Linked DNA regions of Homo sapiens: region 2 is linked to region 1. The links are chromatin loops, found by intact Hi-C in ENCODE. Cell type or tissue: CD14-positive monocyte. All regions are shown on one strand. Links, peaks and the distances in the headings refer to the core of each region. The heading gives the core; the rest is flanking DNA.

Region 1 (2,920 bases), core at 306-2,805:
GGTAGATACCTAGGAGTGCAATTGCTGAGTCATGTGTTTAAATTATGATCAACTCTTATGTTTAACCATCGAGGAATTGCCATACTGCTTGCCAAAGTGGGTTGCACCGTTTAAAAGTCCTACCTGCGATGTAAGAGGGTTCCAGTTTCTCCACATTCTCACCAACACTTGTTCTTATCTGTCTTTTTTATTTAAGCTTTCCCAGTCGGCATGAAGTGGTGTCTCCCTGTGTTTTTTATTTGCATGTTCCTGATGAATAATGATGTCCTTTATCTTTTCATGGGCTTATTGGTCATTTATATATCTTCTTTGGGAAGGTGTCTATTCAGAGCCTTGGTTGATCTTTAAAATTAGGCTGTTGTCTTTTTACTAACCATAAGTATTTCTAAAATGTGATTTCTAACTTATACATTGTTATCAATTACTGTGACCCCAGGATCAGAATTTTTAGCTGGAAAGGATCCTAAAAACCGAACCCTAATCTCCTGTGTTGACAGATGAAGAATCGGAGGCTTAATGTGGCCCGCCCATGGCCACAACAGAACTCACAAATGGCAGAGCTAGGGAGATTAATGACTCATAATAAAAAATGGAAAAACACAGATGTTTCATGAATTATATTCAAATAAAGCTCCTTTCTTACAGAGAATAACCCTAAGACTTCAACAGAATAAGGGGTGCCAAGGTGGCATCTGGTGGGAGAGAAACCAGGGGATTTGTCTTGAAGTTGGGTTCGACCAGCTAGAACACTGTTTATTTAGATTAGTAAAAATAGCAGTTTTCTAAACATACTCTTAGTCAGACTTTACAGACTTTACATTGAGAGTCTTGAGTTTTACAAGTGACCTCAAGGCTGTCTGGTTCATAATGACCTCCAGTGGGAGTTGGCTCTTTTAGTATCCATCATGGCAGCTTTGAAGAGCATTTGAAGAAAGAGCCTCAATCATCTGGGCTTTGGATTTAGTTGCAAAATAAAGCCATCATTTACTTGGATATGTATTCACTCTTCCCAATGAAGTCAAAGAAAACATTCCATTTTGCCTAATGAAACTAAGGTGGGGAATTAGGGGTGGCATTTTAGAACACTCTACGTATAGGCTTTCTATGTGAGGTCTAGCATGTGCGAAAGGAGAGAAGGGATTTGTGTCAAAGAGTCATAAAGTTCTGTTCCACCTGCCAGATAATACAGAACAGAAAAACAATGAAGAAAAGACTCAGATAAGATCAATACAAAGTGTCAGTGTTCAAATAAGTCCACGTTCACATGTTGGTTTTTTAATGCTATTAGCCTACACTGCTTGACCTTAACAGTTTTTCTAACAAAGTAGCATGGGATAAAGCCCATTTTCATGCTCTATGTTGAGTTTTTTTGTTTTATTTTATTTAAATGTTTTCGTGATGTAAGGAGATCTGTATGCCTCTTATGATTATATTGTAATTGACTTTGATGAAAACAGTAGTTCACAGAAGGGACAAGATCATTTATTGGGAGGACAAAAATCATTCTTTTAAATCAGATTTCTAGGCTGCCATGTGAAGCATTAGAAAGTTCTCATCTGCATCTGAGATTCATTGCTAAATTATAGCACTCCACCCTTGAAAATGAAATAGCCTGTAGGTTTGTTATGTAAATGGGCAACATGACTCTGAGCTACTGAGACGATCAAGCTGACTTCCCCATGCTATGACTATGCATGTGTTTATGGGTACGTACATACACATCTATCTTTATATAAATCACTAATAAGATGGGCAAGTGTCTAGCATGCAGTAGATGCTAAAACAAATGTTGAATCTTTGTTACTCAGATAGGTACATGGACATGAAACTGCCTCAAAGAAATGTGTTAAGGCCTAATAATGTGAATTCAAAACATTCAAGAAATAAATATTTTCACTTTCCCTTTTTCTTATTCGTTTTCCTGTTAAACTATAATCTTGACACCTCCAATAACCTTTATGAGATTCTAGTTTCCTATTAACTGAAGGATAGTGATGCACTCAAAGTCACCAGTTACTTGGAAATTTGTTCCTTATACTTCTGTTTACCTGTGTTTTGGTTAACTGTTTTTTATCTAGCTTCCTCATTCCAGGTGCAAAATACACTGATGTTACTGGAGACAAATTATGTGGCAACGCTTTTTTTTAGAATAACCCCATTTTTGTCAGTGTCTTTTAACCACTCAGTTATGTTGTCTTCTGGTTGGGGGACAGCATGGGGAGTGTGGACACGAACAAGTAGAGGGCACACTGTCTAAGAGATCTTCTCTAAATAGCACTTCTTGCGCGGCGCGGTGGCTCACGTCTGTAATCCTAGCACTTTGGGAAGCCGAGGTGGGCGGATCACCTGAGGTCAGGAGTTTGAGACCAACCTGGCCAACATGGCAAAACCCCGTCTCTACTAAAAATATAAAAATTAGCTGGGTGTGGTGGCAGGCGCCTGTAATCACAGCTACTTGGAAGGCTGAGGCAGGAGAATCGCTTGAACCCAGGAGGCGGAGGCTGCAGTGAGCTGAGATTGTGCCATTGCACTCCAGCCTGGGCGACAAGAGCAAAACTCCATCTCAAAAATAAGTAAATAAATAAATAAATAGCACTTCTCTCAGCTGGGCTTTGGGTGGTTCTTTGAAGTTAGCGGTTTCCTCTGATGAGGGTCAGGAGTACTGGTGTTCTAAGTTGCTGATAAAGAAAGATTCATGTGGTCTGGAAACCAAGATGTAGGCAGTGGGATGTCACAAACAGGGGAACTGCTTCTTTTCCTGGACGGGAGCGCTCAGCATCTCCAGACAGACCACAGAGATAACTACAAGTAATGCCAGAAGTTTCCACAGGAAGCTTCGATGGATCTTTTCCAGCACATGAACAATTGCTCAATTAAATCCCCAGAGTTCCATGCCATAAAGAAGGGCAGAAACTATTCT
Region 2 (2,920 bases), core at 277-2,776, 100 kb before region 1:
CCTTCTTCTGGGCCCCTGGGCTTCTGAGGCATTCCCCCAACACAGAGCTGACCAAGAGTGCTATAGTAATTGTTTCCCAGCTGCCTCTGTCTTAAACTGGAATTTGTCCCCCACTTCTGGGATAGGATCTGATGTGTAACAAGTGTTACGTAACCAATTGTGCAGCAGGGTTGCCAATTCATGCAGGTACCATTTGACATATAGATTAACCCACCATGATTTAATTTGGTCTATAAATAACTGGATCATTTTTATTTTTCTCTGTCCCCATCCATTGGCTACTGGGAACATTTTCATGAAATGGCTCATCCAGGTTAAAGCTTACCCCACTCCAAAATTTAAATTATTTCTCTTTTATTTTATTTTTATGTATTTATTTTTTTTGAGACGGAGTTTTGCTCCTGTTGCCCAGGTTGGAGTGCAATGGAGCAATCTCAGCTCACCGCAACCTCTGCCTCCTGGGTTCAAGCGATTCTCCTGCCTCAGCCTTTCAAGTAGCTGGGATTACAGGCATGCAGCACTGCACCAGGCTAATTTTGTATTTTTAGTAGACACAAGGTTTCACCATGTTGATCAGGCTGGTCTCAAACTCCTGACCTCAGGTGATCTGCCCACCTCGGCCTCCCAAAGTGCTGGGATCACAGGCATGAGCCCCCATGCCCGGCCTCAATTATTTCTCTTTTATAATCACTTGTGTAAATCACTTGATGATTTTTACTCGTGTAATCACTTGATGATTCTAATTGCTTCTCTTGTATAATCGCTCACTCTCTCAGATGGCCTTGCCTCCCTCTGGCTTCTTTCCCTAAGATGGCATCTGATGTTGGGGGATGGGGAGTGTGGCTGTTTCGTTCTGTGGCCGTTGAGGAAGAGAGGGCCCCTGGGCTCCTGCAGGCATGAAGGCATCTGCTTTGTGGTATCTGCTGGCCTCTGGTGTAAAGTCCCTCATCTGCCCGGCTGTTGCTTGTCACACCTGTCTGGGAGTCCAAAGTCTATGGCTATTGAGTTCATAGTCTGCTCAGTTCCCGTGAGCAAGCAATCATCCTTGGGGTGCTGGGGTTGACTGGGCCTCCCCTCGTTTCCCGTTGACTGTGGATACCCTCATATTCCCAATAGGAAAAAAATCAATGACTGCCGTCACAAGACACAGTTGTTGAACCTTTCATCAATGCTCCGTAAAATACTTTCTGATTCTCAGACTCTCTTCTAAATATTCACAACAGGAAACATTTCGTCCAGCCTTACCTTCTGTGGATGATTCTGAAAACAGGTGTCAAAACTGATATGCCCTCCTCCAGAAATGCTGCTCTGTTGCTCCAGCTGAGCCTCCCTGATAGAGAAAGTCCGCCCATCAACAACATGTGTGTTGCTATCAGGTCCCCACGTCCTCTTCTAAGAAACACTGAAAACTTCCTGTTCCCAGGGGAAAAGATTTCACCTCACATTCCCAATAAAACCTAGTAAATAGAGGTGTGAGTCATTTCATGGAGTCCTCTGAAGAACACGTCAATGAATAAAGGCTGTTTTGTGAGTCATCGAGTTACACTGCTAGACGTGAACCATCGAAAGCAGTTTCCACCAAGGCAATCTGAGCGATGATGCGTCAAGCATTTCCTCTTCCTCCAGAGCATGTGTGACGGGAAGTTCGTGGCCTAGTGTGCATGGCTCTGTGCTTGAACATTTGCTCCAGGGCCTTTTGCTGCCCCTTCATCCTTGGCTTCCCACTCTAGTTGTGGGTCCAAGATGGCCTTGACAAGGGCTTCACAGAGAAGGTAGAGGAACAAGACCAAGAGAAATGGCAGGAGGTGGAAAATTGTGGAATTAAAAAAAAAAAATTAATGATACAGAGGTGAAGTGAAGGAAATGGTTGGAAACATCATTTCCTTTTGGCTCTTTCTTGGCCCTCTGAGTAGGCCAGATTAACCCCTGGCATCCCACCTCCCATGTGCCCACTGTGTCACAACCTGTGTGACACTTGAGGACTTGGTAGTTAAGATCCATTTGGACACCCCAAAGAGGAGAGCATGGAGATAACAAGGAAATGTTGAAAGACCCATATGTATGTGGGATTAGAACTGATTTTGGAACAGGCCTTGCGTTTGAATCCAGAGATCCAATAGGTCATATCTAGATGTGTCAAAATGCTTGGAGGTAGGAAGAAAGGGAACTTAAGAGAGAAGCGGTGGGGTGGGGCCAAGAGAGGGACATTGCTCAAGATAGGCAGAGAATTGCACTTGAAGAAGTGCCCTAGAGCTCTGGATGTGGGTTAGGAGGGTAGCATGGCCAGTGTCTCAAAGCTGTTTGTCCATCCAGAGGAGCGCAAGGCCGGCGTCATGTACTACATTTGCCCAGAGCCCCATGCTCAGAAGAGCCCATGCTTGGTTCAATGCTCTCTTGTCATCATTTTGAAATTCTTAATTTTTGAACAGGGGCTTGCCATTTTCATTTTGCACTGGGTCCCACAAATAATCTAGCCAGTCCTGGATGGGGGCATTTAGAACTTTGTCTGCACATGCCAGATGAACAGCCTGGGACTTGTGACAGACTGACCTCCCAGCTGCCCGTGAGCAAGGAAAGAGAAATTTTTGGCTACTACCGTTCGAGGAATTTCAACTTGTACATATTCAATGAGGAGGATGCTTGAGAAGGAAGCCTTTTCAGTTTCGTATCATGTCGAGGGCTTCTGGCAGTGGAGGGTGACTGTGCTGACAGTAGAAGCCATCTTTAGCGTAGATTTGGATGGACTCATTTTAAAGAATTCCAGAAGGTACATCCTTTGCAGAAAAGCCCCCCAAAGCAATATTAGCAAGATTGCTTTAAAGTGTTTAGTTTTATGCACTTAATATTAACAAATAAATACAAAACATATATTTGTGGTCTACTTTTTTTCCTTTTGTTACTAATTTTTAGTGGCTTGATG

What was found. Hi-C counts contacts between places; a loop is a spot of excess contacts. Peaks named below come from ENCODE experiments on the same cell type or tissue, not always from the same donor. Only the 100,000 strongest peaks of a DNase experiment are listed, where the experiment ranks them.
Region 2: a loop joins it to region 1, with 7 times the contacts of the local background. A loop is called at or near these places in 3 of 110 quality-filtered maps.

The regions. Positions count from the first base shown.
Region 1 is chr13:28,470,353-28,473,272 of GRCh38, reverse strand. All of the region lies in intron 1 of FLT1 (fms related receptor tyrosine kinase 1), which reads left to right. Among named protein-coding and RNA genes, the nearest start is that of FLT1, 23 kb to the left of the region's middle. In CD14-positive monocyte, for the core only: no CTCF peak of the experiment used is centred there; a DNase peak (open chromatin) is centred at 1,652; H3K4me3 peaks cover 720 bases; H3K27ac peaks cover 1,157 bases.
Region 2 is chr13:28,573,460-28,576,379 of GRCh38, reverse strand. LOC105370135 (a long non-coding RNA gene) reads right to left here and starts at 1,368. Exons shown (of 3, transcript XR_941799.3): 1 at 1,246-1,368. RefSeq lists an enhancer at 808-2,007. In CD14-positive monocyte, for the core only: no CTCF peak of the experiment used is centred there; DNase peaks (open chromatin) are centred at 1,569 and 2,199; H3K4me3 peaks cover 602 bases; H3K27ac peaks cover 2,062 bases.